2 separate regions of the Homo sapiens genome follow, and region 2 is linked to region 1. A link is an interaction called in ENCODE POLR2A ChIA-PET data of the cell type or tissue named here. Cell type or tissue: PC-3. All regions are shown on one strand. Each heading gives the region's core, and the rest is flanking DNA. Links, peaks and the distances in the headings are about the cores only.

Region 1 (8,000 bases), core at 1-8,000:
CCCAAAGTGCTGGGATTACAGGCATGAGCCACCGTGCCTGGTCTCACACATATGGATTAAAGCCACCGCACCTGGCCAGAAAAACCTTTTTTAAAAAGAAGGCCCAGCACAGTGGCTCACACCTGTAACCCCAACACTTTGGGAAGCCGAGGTGGGTAGATCATCTGAGGTTCAGAGGTCAAGACCAGCCTCACCAATATGGTGAAACCCCGTCTCCACTAAAAATACAAAAATTAGCTGGGTGTGGCGGTGGGCATCTGTAATCCCAATTACTTGGGAGGCTGAGGCAGGAGAATCACCTGAACCTGGGAGGCAGAGGTTACAGTGAGCCGAGATCATGCCACTGCACTCCAGCCTGGGCAACAGAGCAAGACTCTGTCTCAAAATAAATAAATAAAAATTAATTAAATTAAATTAAAAAGAACACCCCTCATAAAGAAAACTCTTTCACTTGTTTCAGAGAGGCAATATAATGGGAAACTGGCCTGTTCCAAGTTTGCCCTTAATTCAATCTTCTTTTTTTTTTTTTTTTTTTTTGAGACGGAGTCTCACTCTGTCGCCCAGGCTGGAGTGCAATGGAGTGATCTAGGCTCACTGCAACCTCCGCCTCTGGGGTTCAAGTGATTCTCTCACCTCTGTCTCCCCAGTAGCTGGGATTACAGGCACGCACCACCAAGTCCGGCTAATTTTTGTATTTTTACTACAGACAGGGTTTCACCATGTTAGCCAGGCTGGTCTCGAACTCCTGACCTCAAGTGATCTGCCCGCCTTGGCCTCCCAAAGTGCTGAGATTACAGGTGTGATCCACTGCACCCAGTCAGTCAATCATCAGATCTTGAGAGTAAACATGTAAAATGATATTTAAAATTCCACTAGATTAATAAACCAAAATCTCTAATATCAAAAAGGATGAGTAAGACTTCTGTGTTATATTAGTCTTAACTTAAGCAACAAAAACATCATCAGAAAAGTTAAGAAATTAGCTCCAAGAAGAAGTAAATCGGTCTTAAATTAGGATTAAAACATGGGTTTAAATGAACCAGTATGCCATTACTCCTTGAACATGAGGACATATCGCCTAAAAGGACTCACCAAAAGCATACATACAGGTGGGAAATCCTAAATCTATGCACTGACACTAAGCACACATCCATATCCAGCACCGTGAGGCACAACACTTTGCAAAGATATCCTCAAAAATATTTTTCACGAGTTTCTACCCTATGTGTTTTGGGTTTACATAGTCAACCTAAATTATATAAGGAAAAAAAAAAAAGATTAGGCTTTAGAAGATGTTTCTAGCCAGGTGCAGTGATTCACGCTTATAATCCCAGCACTTTGGGAGGCTGATGCGGGTGGATCACATGAGGTCAGGAGTTCGCGACCATCCTGGCCAACATGGTGAAACCCCTCTCTACTAAAAATACAAAAATGAGCCATGCATGGTGGTGTATGCCTGAAATCCCACCTGCTTGGGAGGCTGAGGCAAGAGAATCACCTGAACCTGGAAGGCGGAGGTTGCAGTGAGCTGAGATTGCGCGACTGCACTACACCCTGGGCGACAGAGTGAGACCTGATCTCAAAAAAAAAAAGAAAAGAAAAGAAACCTTTTCTGAGCAGGTGCTGTGGGAGTAATCCCAGCACTTTGGGAGGCTGAGGTGGGTAGATCGCTTGAGTCAGAAGTTCAAGACCAGCCTGGCCAACATGGTAAAACCCCATCTCTACTAAAAATACAAAAAATCAGCCAGGTATATGGTGGCAAGCCTGCAGTCCCAGTTACCTAGGAGGCTGGAACAGGAGAATTGCTTGAACCCAGGAGGCAGAGGTTGCAGTGATGGCACCACTGCACTCCAGCCTGGGTGACAGAGTGAGACTCCATCTCAAAACAAACAAATAAACAAAAAAACAGAAACATTTTCTTAAAAATGTCTCAGCTTGGCGGGACACCGTGGCTCACACCTATAATCCCAATACTCAGGGAGGCTGAGCAGGCGGATCGCTTGAGGTCAGGAGTTTGAGACCAGCCTGGCCTACATGGTGAAACCCTACCTCTACTGAAATACAAAAATTAGCTGAGTGTGGTGGCACATGCCTATAATCCTAGCTACTCAGGAGGCTGAGGCAGGAGAATCGCTTGAACCCGGGAGGTGGAGGTTGCAGTGAGCCTAGATCACACCACTGCACTCCAGTCTGGGCGACACAGCGAGACTCTGTCTCCAAAAAAAAAATAAAAAAAATAAAAAAATCTCAGCAAAGTGATTTCAAAGAATGAAAAGAATCTGTTTCCACTCAAATAAATGGGTACATCAAGAAACATTACAACTTACACAAGCTTAATCTTAATTTTGGAATCCACTGCATTAGTTGGTTCATAGGTTTATTTCACGTGTGTGTGTGTGTGTGTGTGTGTGTGTGTGTGTGTGACAAAAAGTCTCACTCTGTTGCCCAGGCTGGAGTGCAGTGGCGCGATCTCGACTGACCGCAACCTCCACCTCCCAGGTTCAAGGAATTCTCTTGCCTCAGCCTCCTGAGTAGCTGGGATTACAGACGCCTGTGACCACACCCGGCTAATTTTTGTATTTTTAGTAGAGACGGGGTTTCACCATGTTGGCCAGGCTGGTCTTTAACTCCTGACCTCAGGCAATTCGCTCGCCTCAGCCTCCCAAAGTGCTAGGATTACAGGTATGAGCCACTATGCTCAGCCTTCTCCTTCATTTTTTTGTTTCATACATACAACCAGTGGGAGATAGGGGACAGACAAGCTAGAAGGAAATATTTATTGATCACCTATTATGTGCCAGACACTTTCACAAATATGAGCTTGTAATCTTCGCAACTTTCTGAACTATTAATAGATACCTAAAGCAGTGCTTAAAAATTAAGACTATAAAAAACATAGGAAAATACTGTGATAAAGCAAAAACAAAAGCAAATTATAAAACATGCCATAGTTAAGGTATTGAGAGGAAGGAATGTCAATGAGCTTCACAAAGGGAAAAATGCCCATGAGTCATTCAGCTTCCTGCCATTCTAAAGTAAAGTACAACAGGTCAGATATTCTCCAGTATTTAAACAGAATCCTTGTAGAAAATAAATCAGAAAACTGCCTCCAGGAAGGGAAAATGGAAGGCCAGGAATGCCTAAGAAATGTACTTCTCTTGTGCATAACCCTTTTGCATCTTTTAATTTTGTACCATATGCCTGTATTGCCTATCCAAATATTCAACAAAATTTAGCTTAAAAAAAAAAAAAAAAAAAAAAAAAGGTTGTCCGCGGTGGTGAATGCCAGAGACCCCAGCACTTTGGGAGGCTGAGGAGGGAGGATGGCTTGAGGCCAGGAGTTTGAGACCACCCTGGGCAACATGGCAAGACCTTATCTCTACAAAAAATGTTTTTAAAGTGAGCCAGGCTAGTGTCACCTACCTCCAGTCCCAGCTACTTGGGAGACTGAGACAGGAGGATCCTTTAAGCCCAGGAGACTGACACTGCAGCAAGCCTTGATCATGTCACTGCACTCCAGCCTAGGTGACGAAGAGATCTTGTCTCAAAAAAAAAGGAAAAGAACAGGAAAAAAAAAAAAAAAAAAAACTCAACCACAGGGAAAGAGGTGTGGCCAAGATACCAATTCTATATTTTTTTTCTTTTTTTAAAAATTTTTTTCTTTATTTTCTTGTAGAGACAGGTTCTCACTATCTTGCCCAGGCTGGTCTCAAACTCAGGCTCAAGTGATCCTCCCCATCTTCGCCTCTCAAAGTGCTGGTATTACAGGTGTCAGCTAGTGCGCCTGGCCTCATTAATTCTAAATTACAAAGATCAGACTTAATCATATTCCCTCTGCAGAGAACTGTGGTTCCAACAAACACACTACTCCCTAGGCCACCCACATCATGAAAAGGTGTGTGTCATCGGAAACCCACAGCCATTATGCGGCATTACTCAAATACTAAATGACAAGCTCAAATTAGAACTACATCTTGTCTTTTACCTACTCTTCATTTTTACCCAAGTGCCTGGCTCAAAATGGAAACTGTATTTTACATGATGGCTATTGTATTAGTCTGTTCTCACACTGCTATAAAAAAATACCTGGCCGGGCGCAATGGCTCAGACCTGTAATCCCGACACTTTGGGAGGCTGAGGCGGGCAGATCACCTGAGGTCAGGAGTTCGAAACCATCCTGGCTAACACGGTGAAACCCTGTCTCTACTAAAAATACAAAAAATTAGCCAGGCGTGGTGGCAGGCACCTGTAGTCCCAGCTACTCGGGAGGCTGAGGCAGGAGAATGGCGTGAACCCGGGAGGCAGAGCTTGCAGTGAGTGGAGATCGCACCACTGCACTCCGGCCTGGGCGACAGAGCCAGACTCCGTCTCAAAAAAAAAAAAAAAAAAAAGAAAGAAAGAAAGAAAGAAAGAAAGAAAGAAAGAAAGAAAGAAAGAAAGAAAGAAAGAAAGAAGGAAATACCTGAGATGAGACTAGGTAATTTATAAAGAGAAGAGGTTTCAATGGCTCAAGGTTCTGCAGGCTGTACAGGAAGCATGATGCTGGCATCTGCTCAGCTTCTAGGGAGGCCTCAGTAAACTTATAATCATGGTGGAAGGCAAAGGGAAAGCAAGCACATATAACATGGCCAGAGGAGGAGCAAGAGAGACAAGAGGGAGGTGCTACACACTTTTAGACGACCCGATCGCCCGAGAGCTCACTCACTATCATGAAAATAGCACCAAGGGGGATATCCACCCCCATGATCCAATCATGGGCCCCCACCTCCAACACTGGGGATGACAATTCGACACAAGATTTGGCTGGGGACACAGATTCAAACCACAACTATCAGCTATAAACATCTAACACAAGCCTTTTAGGAACTACTAAAGAATAACACTATAGGCTGCACGTGGTGGCTCATGCCTGTAATCCCAACGCTTTGGGAAGCCGAGGCCAGCCTGGACAACGTGGCAAAACCCTGTCTCTACCAAAAATAGAAAAAATTAGCTGGGCACGGTAGCGAGTGCCTGTGGTCCCAGCTACTCAGGAGGCTGAGGTGGGAGGATCGATTGAGCCCAGGAGGCGGAGGCTCCAGTGAGGCAAGATTGCACCACTACACTCCAGCCTGGGTGAAAGTAAGACAAGTCTCAATTAAAAAATAATAATAGGCTGGGTGCAGTAGCTCACGCCTGTAATCCCAGCACTTTGGGAGGCCGAGGCAGGAAGATCATGAGGTCAAGAGATCGAGATCATCCTTGCCAACATGGTGAAACCCTGTCTCTACTAAAAATACAAAAATTGGCTGGCGCGCGCCTCTAGTTCCAGCTACTCGGGAGGCTGAGGCAGGAGAATCGCTTGAACCCAGGAGATAGAGGTTGCAGTGAGCCAAGATCACGTCACTGCACTCCAGCCTGGCGACAAAGCGAAACTCCATCTCAAAAAATAGTAATAATAAAACTAAAAAATAAAAATAAAAAGAGTAACACTATAAAATTCAACAGCTGGTATTTTCAAACAGTTTTTTATCCACACTCCCCTCAAATCTTCCCGATACACATTCCTCCCATTTTATTTGCACAGTTATACATGCTAAGTATTCATTATTTATCAACAGTAATATTTTTGTTAAGTGGAAGATAGAAAATGTTAAAGCAGGTGGTTGTTACGTATCTATGGGAAAAAGTCAGCTGGGAGGCTGATTCTAGGTGACAAAAATAGAATATGCTAAAAAGAAATGTAGTTTGGAGAATTTTCACCCAAATTAGAGTCTCAATGAAAGGACACAATAAAATACTGAAATACAGATGTGGGTGGATGGTGTAACATTTGAAGGGAACTGTTCAGAAGAACAAGCAGACAGGCAAGCTTAAAAGAAACAAATAATATAATCACCTAAAGAAAACAGGGCGTTTGAGGACACAGAATTAGGTAAAGGAACACTGCCAGAAGACTAGAGGAGAGAGTGTTTGTAATTCACTGCTCAGCCTTTCTTCCATTCACGTAACTGGGCAATGAAGACTTAAGGTGTTCACTGTTAAGTCATTCTTTAACGCAGCAAGCATTTATTTGGTGTAGCATAACAGTCCTGAAATGGAATCCCAGCTCTGCCTAGACTGAAGGAGAGTTCTCTAATCTCTTTAAGTTTCAATTTTCTCTTCTATAAAAATGGAGGAAACAGTTCCTTCTTCAAAGAGATTAAACAGCAAGTTAAAACAAGTAGCAAACGTCTGGTACATAGTAGGAACTTAAAATAATCAATCCAAACACCACAAATAGATTCAATCATAAGGACACTTTTAAGAAATCCAGTTACAAGGCTCATATCTAAAGCAGATTTAGCAAATTAAATAAACAAAAATAAAACATTCCTAGCAATTTCTACTTATTCTAAGCCAATTCAGCATAAAGATCCTCCAGTGTAAGTTCCCTTTTATTTATGAAGCCTACTGAGAATCAATTTGAGAGACCTTCAGCCACAAGAAATCAGGTCTACAGGGCTATCTAAATAATTAGGGGGCCAGGCATGACGGCTCATGCCTATAATCCCAGCACTTTGGGAGGTCAAGACAGGAGGACCCGTTGAGCCCAGAAGTTGCCAGCAGCAGTAGTGAGCTATGATGGTGCCACTGTACTCTAGCCTGGGAAACAAAGCAAGACCCTGTCTCTATAAATAAATAAATAACCCATTTATTTTGCAAGTGTGCTTATTCATATCAATTCACTTCTGGTCAACAAGCCAAAAAATAAGATACATAAATATAAAATAAATCAGTTCACTTCTTCTCTAGTCTCTCAAGCTATTTTCAAATTCTTTTTTCTTTTTCTTTTTTTTTTTTGAGATGGAGTCTCACTCTGTTGCCCAGGCTAGAGTGCAGTGGCGCAATCTCGGCTCACTGCAACCTCTGCCTTCCAGGTTCAAGCAATTCTCCTGCCTCAACCTCCTGAGCAGCTGGGATTACAGGCACCCGCCACCACGCCCAGCTAATTTTTGTATTTTTAGTAGAGACGGGGTTTCACTGTGTTGGTCAGGCTCATCTCAACCTCCTGACCTCATGATCCGCCTTCCTCGGCCTCCTAAAGTGCTGGGATTACAGGCGTGGGCCACCACGCCTGGCCTATTTTCAAATTCTACACCCTTTATTAATAGCAATACTCAGCTCTGAAGGCTGTGAGACCCCTGATTTCCCACTTCACACCTCTATATTTGTGTGTGTGTGTCTTTAATTCCTCTAGCGCCGCTGGGTTAGGGTCTCCCCGACCGAGCTGGTCTCAGCACCAAACATACTGTCAAATTCTTCTAACTAGTCAACAATGTACTGTGCAACAATGTTAGTTTTATTAGCTGCTAGTGAATTAGGAGTTAGTGTTTTAAATGAGAACATTCTCATTAAGATACCTGTATTCTATTATGAGTCTAAGTCTCATTGTCTAATACAGGAATTATTAGTAATAAGATAATTAAGTTATTCAATAAAGAGCAAACCAAATATTTAACATCTAAGAGTAAGTGCTCTAAATCAAGTCCCGTAAGTTTAAAATATCTCAAGTCAGTTCCTAACTCAGTTGGTAAAGAACACCCACAATACCAATGAGAAGGAAGAGACCAATAACTTCAATGTTTATCCCTTTATATATAACAATTGCAGAATAACCAATGTTTTGCAGACACAGGAATTTCACCAAGTATGTGGTACTGCTTCTCCATCAGTAAAATGAGAAGCATGAACTTACTCTCTAGAGTCCATTTAATAGGAAAATTAAGTGGCTTAATCCTGTCTACAACTTTCACGTCTGACTTCCCTTTCCCAACATCCAAGGGAATCCTGTTCTGTCTTTTAACTGAGTGGATGTGGCGAGGTTTGTAGAATGTGTGTGCTTTTTTCCTACTCTCTTCCTCTGATCCTTCAAGCTTTATTAACATACTTCAGAATAGACTAATCTCAGTCATTAAGCACTGCTGATCACTATGATTCCTCCATCCACCCACCCACCCACCCACCCATCCATCCATTTA
Region 2 (9,861 bases), core at 854-8,853, 150 kb after region 1:
GCGGGCGCGCCGCCGCCTACTCGCCCTCTGAGGCGCTGCTCTACGCGCTCGTGCACGACCACCAAGCGTACGCGCATTACCTGCTGGCCACGTTCCCGCGGCGCGCGCTCGCACCGCCCAGTGCCGGCTTCCGCTGCTGCGCGGCTCCCGGGCCGCACGTGGCGCTGGCAGTGCGCTACAACCGCGTGGGCATTCTGCGCCGCATCCTGCGCACCTTGCGCGACTTCCCGGCCGAGGAGCGGGCGCGCGTGCTGGACCGGCGTGGCTGCAGCCGCGTGGAGGGCGGTGGCACGTCGCTGCACGTGGCCTGTGAGCTGGCGCGCCCCGAGTGCCTCTTCCTGCTGCTGGGCCACGGCGCCTCGCCCGGTCTGCGGGACGGCGGCGGCCTCACGCCTCTCGAGCTGCTGCTGCGCCAGCTGGGCCGCGACGCCGGGGCCACTCCCTCCGCCGCCGGAGCCCCCGCCTCAGCTCCCGGGGAGCCGCGCCAGCGCCGCCTGCTGCTGCTGGACCTCCTGGCGCTGTACACCCCCGTGGGTGCCGCCGGCTCGGCCCGCCAGGAGCTGCTGGGCGACCGGCCGCGCTGGCAGCGGCTGCTGGGTGAGGACAAGTTCCAGTGGCTGGCGGGCCTGGCGCCGCCCTCGCTCTTCGCGCGCGCCATGCAGGTGCTGGTCACCGCCATCTCTCCAGGCCGCTTCCCCGAGGCCCTGGACGAGCTGCCGCTGCCCCCATTCCTGCAGCCGTTGGACCTCACTGGCAAAGGCTAGGCCCGGAGCACCCTAGGCGCTGGATTTTGGGACAAAACTATTTTTCAGAGCGTTGTACCGGCACTTTATATATATTGATCTCTGTACGGCACAATCTCTGCCTCATCTGTCGCATGCACTGGGGGCTGGGCTTGGATGGTCAGGTGAGTTCCAAGTGGCAGGTTTTCTGGGTGCAGCTGGGCTCGGGCCTTCAGCTCGCTGTCCAGCCCCTGAAGGGAGTGAGGACTAACCTCCCACCTTGATCTAGAGCCTCGGACAGGTGTGCGTCCCAGATGGGTGACAGCTGAGTGCCGCAGGAGCTCGGTAGGTGCAGGGGTGGGGACTGGCATGTCCAAGCAGCAGGACAGCGTATAAAAAGGCCTGGAAGCCAAGAGAACGAGCTCTGCAGCGTAGGGTTCTCACGGGAGGTCCTGTGCGGTCAGCCTTTTGCACCCTGTGGACTCCGGGCCAGGGAGGGCACACAGGGCTGGCAGGCCCGCGGTGGCTGGTGTTGAGGCATGAACAAATTGTACCGGGTATCCCCCACCCCACTCTGACCACCAGTTCCTCCTTGGATATCACTCCCCCTGACAGGCAGCCCACCCAGGCCTGGATTTGTCCCTGTCTCCCCCTTTTGCTTTTCCCCCATGACTAATGGGCACCAGGTCTTGCTGCTCCTGCTTCTCACCTCTGCAGTGGCAGCAGGCCCCTGGCCCCAGGTGCATGCCGGTCAGTGGGGTTGGATGTGCCTTCCTCCAGGCCTGCCCTCTGTCCAAGCCCGGAGTGGGCTTGGTGGGCTCCCTGGTGGCCCCCAGTGGGTGCCAGGTGGTGCCCGGGGTTATTGAGGGGTGGTTGTATCACTGTAGGGACAGGCTTCTTGCCCCAGCCTGGAGAGCTGTTTTCTTCAGGAAGGTTCTGGAGATGGAGACTTGTTTGCGAATTCACCACAACTCCAGGCTGGGAGGCTGGGTCTCCGCTCTCAGAGCCGAGACACCAGGGAGGATAGCCAGGCTGCCCTGCCTGGGAATTCTGCTGGGCCGTCAAATTCAACCCGCACCAACGTGGGCAGGAGGGCCACAGTGTCCTGCCAGGAGCAGAGGGCTGAAGGTCTGCAGGAGGAAGAACCACTATCCTGGTGGGGGGCACCTGCTGCCCACCCTGCCCCCAGCGTGCCTGGGGGGAGCACACCTGGGCATGGAGGAGTCCAGGGTGCTGGGCCACACAAGAGAGGTGGGGGAGAGGCCTGGACAGTAGGAAGATCTTGCCCAGGGTCCTGGATCCGCCACTCTGGGGGTGACCTTGGACAAACCTCTGCCTTGGCCCTCAGTCTCCCCATCAAGGTTTTTCCATTCAGGAGGTTTTGGGCCATCTTCAGCCACCCTACCAGCCCTGAAAAGGATGTGACTCCTGTTTCTGGGAAGTGTGTGGTGTGTTAGGTGGGCCTACAGCCCTGGTTGTGGGGAGGGAAGGATGGAGAGACAGCACAGTGACAGAGCCCAGACTGCAGGCTGGAGTGAGGGTTCCACTTCCCCGCTGCTGTGTGTCCTGGACCAGTGCCTCTGAACCTTGGCACTTGGGGCAGTGGATATTAACATCTTTCCAAGCCCAATTCTTGGGGCATCAGGGCCTCCGGTCCTCTGGGAGGTGGCAGGTCCTCAGATTGGAGATGCCATGGGGGGGGGAGGTGCCTCTCCTTTGGAGGGTATGGAAGTGGAGACAGGAGTGGCCTGGCGCAGCTGCCGTGGTTCTTAGGGGCTGGGCCCGGGGAGCCCATGGGGCTTGTGCCTAGAAAGCCTGGGCTCCTCACTGGGGTCTAGATGTGCAGACTTCATGTCTCCCCAGCTCCAGCTCTGTTCTCTATAGGTCAGCCTCCACAATGCCAGAGGCCCAGGGCTAGCCCCCTCCACGTCCCTCCTAGATCTACAGCTGCCCCTTTGATGACAGCGCCATTGAGTCCCCTGGGCTGGGGGGGTCATGCAGGGGTGAGGCAGCTGCCTGCCGCCGGTACTCATTGCCTGGCCAGGCAGGACACAGGCTGGCGGGCACTGAGAGTGGGCCCCACGAAATCCATTGTCAGGTTACCAGGATGAAGAACCCAGGCTGGTCGTGGAGTGCAGGGCGGGGCCTGCCGGAAGAATTATGGGCACTGCAGCAGGAGGGCAGCCTGGGCCATTAGCTCCTGATGTCATCGATTTGGGTGAGGGGACAGGGAAGTCAGAGGAAGCTGGCCAGTGGCTCTCACGAAGACTTACAGCAGCGGAGTGGTGCCTGATTCCTAGTACAGCTGCTCCCACTGAGTCTCCAGGGATCTGTGGTTCAGGACCCCCTGCAACCCCCTCCCAGACCCCTGTACTGGTGGGAGGAGAGGACCTAGAGGAAAGGTGCTGGGCAGATAAGCAGCCGAGGGAGGCCCTGGGTTTAGCTTATCAGTCTTCTGGGCCCTCCTGCCCCAGGAAGGGCAGCGAGGACCATGGTGTTGCCCCTGTCATCGTTATCGTCCTGGCCATGAGCTTGCAGGACTGGGAGGGCCGGAGTCAGCCAGGCAGACGGCAGCACAGCATTTGCCTGTTGGCAGGTGGCCTTGGTGGCTTCCCAAAGGCAATCGCTCCACGCAGAACAAAACTCACTTTTTTGGGGGGTGAAGCACCTTGGTTCATTTGTTTAGTTCGTTAATTCCAGCAGTCTGTTTCTAAGGGAAACATGGCTGCAGCCGGTCCTGCCCCTCCACCCACCCACCAGGTGCCCAGTGTTCCCAAGGGCCCCGAATCCCAACCTTATTCAGGCGTCAGCATCTCTGCACCCCAAATGCCTGTTAGGGAGGATAGTGAAGGCTGAGCCCTCCTGGGCTCATCAAAAGCCAGCAGTGAGAGAACACCCCCATCTCTCTGAGGTGACCTTGTAGGGCAGTCCGTGCTGTCTGGCTGGCCTGGGTGAGGTGGGCAGGGACCAAGGCCTGGCGCCTGGGCCTCGCTGGCCTTGCTCTGCGTGCTGACTTCATCCTGATAGTACCTTGATTTTCCTACTGTGACTTCCCCTTCTGTCGACTTCCTCACCAACTTTAAAATTCCGTATTGAGAGCAGTTTCCTAAGTTACCTCAAATCCTATTCAGAAGAAGGTTCTTCCTGGAAGTTGGGAGGGCGGAAAACAAGTTTAGTCACAGAAGACTACTCCATGTTTGAGCTTCTGTTTCAAGGGAAGTGAGTAACTGCCGGAGGAGCCCTGCCCCTCTGCAGTGTGTGGTGTTGCCCTGATACTTTTCAGATTGAGGTGTTACTTACATGTAATAAAATGCACAGACTTAAGTGTATACTTTGATGAGTTCTGATGAATGTCTACATGTGTGTAATCACCACTGCAATCAAGATGGAAGGAAAGGCTGGGCGCGGTGGCTCACACCTGTAATCCCAGCACTTTGGGAGGCCAAGGTGGGTGGATCATGAGGTCAGGAGTTCGAGACCAGCCTGACCAACATGATGAAACCCCGTCTCTACTAAAAATAAAAAAATTAGCCAGGCGTGGTGGCAGGCACCTGTACTCCCAGCTACTCAGGAGGCTGAGGCAGGAGAATTGCTTGAACCCAGGAGGCGGAGGTTGCAGTGAGCCAAGATTGCGCCATTGCACTCCAGCCTGGGCGACAGAGCAAGACTCCATCTCAAAAAAAAAAAAAAAAAAGATGGAAAGACAGATTTCTATTGGTGATTCTTAAAAGTAATTTATTTATTTATGTATTTATTTATTTATTTGAGATGTAGTCTTGCTCTGTCATCCAGACTGGAGTGCAATGGTGTGGTCTCAGCTCACTGTAACTTCCGCCTCCTGGGTTCAAGCGATTCTCCTGCCTCAGCCTCTGGAGTAGCTGGGATTACAGGCGCTGGCCACCACGCCCGGCTAATTTTTGTATTTGTAGTAGAGACTGGGTTTCAGCATGTTGGCCAGGCAGGTCTCGAACTCCTGACCTTGTGATCCGCCCGCCTCAGCCTCCCAAAGTGCTGGGGTTACAAGTGTGAGCCACTGCGCCTGGCTCTTAAAAGTAATTTCTTTCTGCTTATAAAATTCATGTTCACTGTAGAACACTGGGGATTGAGTAGAGAGGTCCGGCCACGATGCAGGGAAACACTGTCTCAAGCGCCCCACCGCCCCACATGGTCCCCAGAGACAGGGCCCCTAAGCGCTCACGTACAAGTAAAGGCGCTGACTGAGTGCGTCATCTGCACGCATACAAGCACTGCTAGCATTCTGGCATATGTTTCTTTCAGCTTTTTTCTGTGCAGATATATATTACATTTTTTTCTGTGTATATTTATATATATATGAAACCAGATCAGTTACACAATTTAGTATTTTTTTAACCTTAATGTAGTATAAGCATTTCCCCCATTGTACTTTGTAAATATGATTTTTAAGAAGTCATTGGTGTCTACTTTGTGATATTTGACTCAACCAGCCTTGATAACAAAGAGTAGTTAGAGACAACTGAATTTTTAAAATGTAAATCTGCTTTATTTTTGGAATAAATAATACATTTACATGGCTGGAAATTCAAAGGATACAAAAAGGCATATACTCCAGGCAACCACTATGACCAGCTGCTGATCACAAGTAGAGAACTTGTTTCTTTTCACCCCTCTTGCTCCTCCCCGGAGTTATGAAAAATTTCAAACCTGCCAAAAGTTTGAAGTTTACAACAAATACCCTCCAACGTTTGGGTTGTCTCCCTCCCCCTTCTCTCCCTTTCTCCCTCTGATTTCTTACAGAACCACGCTTTCATGACCATGCCCGGGAACTTCACGCTGGCGCGGTGAGGTCCTGCGCCTCCGCTTCCTGCACACACGTGCTTCTTAATAGCTGCAGGCTATTTCATGAGAGGAATTTGCTCACGTTAACATGGCTGTTCCCAAATGCCAGGCTGTTTTAAGTGTTTCCTAATTATAAACAGGCTGTGCTGTTTCCCTTGACCTAGGACTTGTTCTTGAGGACAGAAGTGGAGGTGGCGAGATGCAAGGCCTACGTACGGACCGGCTTCCCCAGTAGGGCGGCGCCAATGGGGGGCTCCCAAGCTGCTCCCATCTCACCTCTGCTTCCGGGGTGCTGGGGGTTTGGGCCAGTGTTCCTTCTGCTTTTGTGAAGGGCCCTTACACTCGACTCGAAGTGCTCCTCCTATTGGTTTTTAATAAATATATTTATGGAAAGCTTTATGAATTTGCGAGTCATCCTTGTGCAGGGGCCATGCTAATCTCTGTATCGTTGCAATTTTTGTATACATGCTGCTGAAGGGCGCACTCCTCTTATTGTTGTATAGGTTTTTAAGGTAAATATTCAACATCAATTCCCATTTGTTGCAATTATTTCCCTTCTTTGAGGTTTTTAATTTGCAGCATTTTTACATTTATTTCCTTCTATTTATTTATTTTTGAGAAACAAGGTCTTGCTCTGTCGCCGAGGCTGGAGTGCAGTGGTGTGATCATAGTTCATTGCAGCCTCAAACTCCTGGGCTCAAGTAATCCTCCTGCCTTGGCCTCCCAAGTAGCTGGGACTATAACTGCACATCACTGTGCCCAGCAGCATTTCTGTATTTTGGAGAAATCAAATCTATGTACTTATTTTCCTCTGTAGCTTGTCCTATCACTTTTGAGTTTAGAAAGCCTTTGCCATCCAGAAATCAGACAGTTTTCCCACTGGTTTTAGATTCTTTAATCCATTTAATATTATTTTGCCCAGAGAATGAAGCAGTGGCCACATTAGTTGTGACACCCCCCATGCCCCGCCCCCGCCGCTCCTTAAGCGCATCTGAGATGCCCTCTCCATTCTGCTCCCTCCCTGTGGGCCTTGCTAGCCTGTTGCCTGGCCCTCCGAGGGTCTGGGCCATGCCATTCAATAGAGTGGCCCCTGCTGGGGCTCCACCTGTCATCACTTAGCAGTTCTCACCCGTTTCTTCTTCCCAGGAGTGACGGGACAGTGAGGAGGCATCAAACAGCACAGGTCTGCAGTTCTACAGAGCTGGCTTCCAGTCCCAGTGCTGTGTGACCTTGAGCAAGTTACCTAACCTCTCTGAGTCTCAAGGGGCTAATGAGACTTCCCCTTGCAGGGCTCTGGTGAGAAGCACATTGGGCACAGTCATGGGCATTTGTGGGTACTAACATTATTCCTCCCTGCCTGCCCCAACAAAACAATCCCAGTGGGGATTTGAACTGAAATCAAGCTACACCTATAAATTCCTTTGGAAAGAATGAGGTCTTTCCATAATGTGTGTAGTCCTCCATCCAGGAATGTGGAACATATCTTCCTTTATTCAAGTTTCCTTTTATGCCTTCTGGAAAGCTTTGCTGCTCTTCACACGGCCTGAGGTTTCTTGCTGAGGTCATTTCCTGGCACATGGTGTGTCCTGCTGCTGTGCTGGGCGTCATCTTTTGCGTGTGCTGGTTTCCAGCAGCTCTGGTTTGCGATATGGTTTCGTTTGCTGGCTGAAGATACAGAACCAGGGGCTCGAACCCCTCCAACGCCTGCTCACACACAGCTCCATGAGGAGGCAGCCCTGGACCTCACCCCACAGCGTCCTCCTCAGAGGCTACCATGGGGTACAGCCAGCTCTGGAGCGGCCATTCCCCCATAACAGCCACTTGGGCAAACCGGTGTGTATTTCAACACCAGCCAGGCCAGGACAGGTCTGCTGACGCACTCTCCCTGTGGTGGGGCTGGGCTGGCAGGTTCTCCCTTGCACTGCCCTCGTGAGTGTCGGCTGAGGACACTTCTCACAGCTCAGGCACCACACTCGGCCAGGTTTGGAAAAAGTCTAGTTTATTGCACTGACTCAAAGCACAACTAAAAATTAAAACCAGAAAGAAAACTGTACAAAGCACGAAGCTACAACTTTAAAAGCATCACCTAGACGCGGGTTTAATTGCACTACAGTCCCATGGGTGAGGAGAGCTTTGCCATCCGTGAGGCGCCGGGCAAGGCACAACAGACACAGAGAGATGCAGCCCGGCCTGGGGCTGCCTCTGCTGCCACCAACTTTTACAAAAGGTTCTAGAAAAGGGAAGTGTGAAGTCAGATCTGGGATTTCGGCATCTTGACCTCATTTGGACATGGAAAACCTCCACCTATGTGGCTGGCTGGGTCCTGTCAGAGAACATATTTTATCACCCTCCACCTGCGGCCTGGGGGCTCCCTGACACCAAGGACTGGGCCTGGGCCAGGGGCAGGCTAAAAAAAGCAGCCAGCCTGGTGTCCTGTCCTGAAGCTGCCTCCGGGAGGGGGCGGGATGTGTGGCAGGGCGGCCTAGCCCTCACACGCAGATGCCAGTGGGCGGGGTGGGCACTGCCCATTGTCTGAAGGGGCCACAGCAGCCGTCCATAGAGGCACTGGTTTCAACCTGTCAAGTGTCAACCCATACCCCGCAGAAGGCATGGGCTGCCACTCGGAGCCAGCCCGCAGGTCCCGTGACCGCCCTGCCAGTCAAGTCTGTGCGGGGATGCCTGCCCCTCTGAGGCTGCAGGCGAGGACAGTGCAGGCTCAGGACAAACCCGGGAAGGAACAAAGGGCTTCCACTGTTTTCGGAAAACATATCTCTCTTCTAAATTTGTAAGATTTGATTTGAAATGAGGTATTTTATGCAGATTTGTAATACAACAACAAAGGCAATAATTAGTAGACTCGTCCTCTGAGGATGCATCTGGTTTTAGGATGTCCGCCAGCAGCATTAGTTAAACACCATTCCAAAGACATTTCTAAGTGAGCGACCCTTGCTCAGCTCCCCCACGCCCCATGCACCCTCCTGTGCCGTCCCTACCTGGGACACACGTGCACACATCCAGGTTCCATTTGCACCCATCAGGCTTTACTGTTTCAGCTGAAGTGTGCTCTCCAGGAGGCGGGCAGCCTGCGCCGTGTGTGGGCAGTGAGGTGTGGTGTGGTGTGGTGTGGTGAGATGTGGCGAGGTACGGTGCGGTGCGGTGCGGTGCAGTGCGGTGTGGGGTGTGGTGTGTTGTGTGGTGAGGTGTGCTGTGGTGTGGTGAGATGTGGTGAGGTATGGTGCAGTGCGGTGTGGTGTGGTGAGGTGTGCTGTGGTGTGAGGTGAGGTGTGTTGTGTGTTGTGGTGTGCATGTGCGTGGGTTCTCTCCTGGCATGGCCAGCGCTCTCCTCTCAAGCCCGGCCTCAGCTTCCTGGCCAGAGCGTCTGGCATGGAATGTGCTCTGCAGCTTTGTCTCTGGGGGGACACCCCCCTATGATGGGACAAAGCCATCACCGAGCACATCCCGCGCTGCAGAGAGCTGACCTTTGGCTCCATCTGGCCCTGGGGCTACTAATGTGGAAGGAGGCCCTGGGCCAAACCAGCTGCCCGGCTACCCTTGGTTCTGGGAGGCCTCCGGAGACCACTCCCACCAACAAAAGCTGGAGCTATCTGTGGATGAGACCAGGACGGCAGCACGTGGGTAATCGGAGTGCATGCAGCCGGGCAGTCGCCACTGTCCTGAGCTAGGAGGCGCCACTGCTGCAGCAATCACGCCAGCCACGGGTGGAGGCTGTGGGTTCTGGAACGAGACAGAAACCAACATAGATGAAAGTAAGTGTGCGGGTCCAACCTGGCCAGAGGTGTCTGGACAAGTGTTGAGGCAGCGCGTCCACCAGGGAGTCACTCTGAAGCCCCTGTGCCCGCCACAGACGCCGGGCCCCTCCGCGTGACTCGGCCAGGGCTCCTTCAGATGACCTCCCACTCGTCCTCCAGGTCCTCAGGGTGGGGCATGGCGGCCTGGCTGCTCTTCTGGGTGCCGTGCGAGTGGCTGAACGTCTTTGTCAGCCGTTGGAGGAGGTAGCCGGGCGGGCCCACAGCCCACAGCTCATCTGACGCAGTCACTGCAGGGACAAGAGCCAATCACATACTTGTCAATCACACAGCCTGTGGGGTGGGCACAGATGGAGCTGGGAGCTTGGGCGCAGGTCTGGGCTTGCCACATTCTAGGTGGGGGACACTGGACAAGCCACCATCTCCATGTGAACTTCGTACCCTCAGCTGTAAGTGGATGTCAACAGCACCTTGTCCTTGCCCAGGAGACTCTGGCAGAGCCCAGGTGTCCAGCCCCTTCCCTCCCTGGGACACACTCCTGGCTTTGCCCTCAG

The links. Peaks named below come from ENCODE experiments on the same cell type or tissue, not always from the same donor. Only the 100,000 strongest peaks of a DNase experiment are listed, where the experiment ranks them.
Region 2: POLR2A ChIA-PET joins it to region 1 with 14 read pairs; 5 of 35 experiments call an interaction of 5 or more read pairs at or near these places.

The regions. Positions count from the first base shown.
Region 1 is chr14:102,650,375-102,658,374 of GRCh38, reverse strand. All of the region lies in intron 2 of RCOR1 (REST corepressor 1), which reads right to left. Among named protein-coding and RNA genes, the nearest start is that of RCOR1, 62 kb to the right of the region's middle. RefSeq lists an enhancer at 4,608-5,107. In PC-3, for the core only: no CTCF peak of the experiment used is centred there; DNase peaks (open chromatin) are centred at 3,014 and 3,904; H3K27ac peaks cover 720 bases.
Region 2 is chr14:102,497,839-102,507,699 of GRCh38, reverse strand. It overlaps TECPR2 (tectonin beta-propeller repeat containing 2), which reads right to left. Exons shown (of 20, transcript NM_014844.5): 20 at 5,223-9,597. The coding sequence ends at 9,443. ANKRD9 (ankyrin repeat domain 9) reads left to right here. Exons shown (of 4, transcript NM_152326.4): 4 at 1-5,933. The coding sequence ends at 764. It also overlaps the pseudogene RNU6-244P. Among named protein-coding and RNA genes, the nearest start is that of ANKRD9, 7.0 kb to the left of the region's middle. In PC-3, for the core only: a CTCF peak has its summit at 5,760; a DNase peak (open chromatin) is centred at 3,919; H3K27ac peaks cover 778 bases.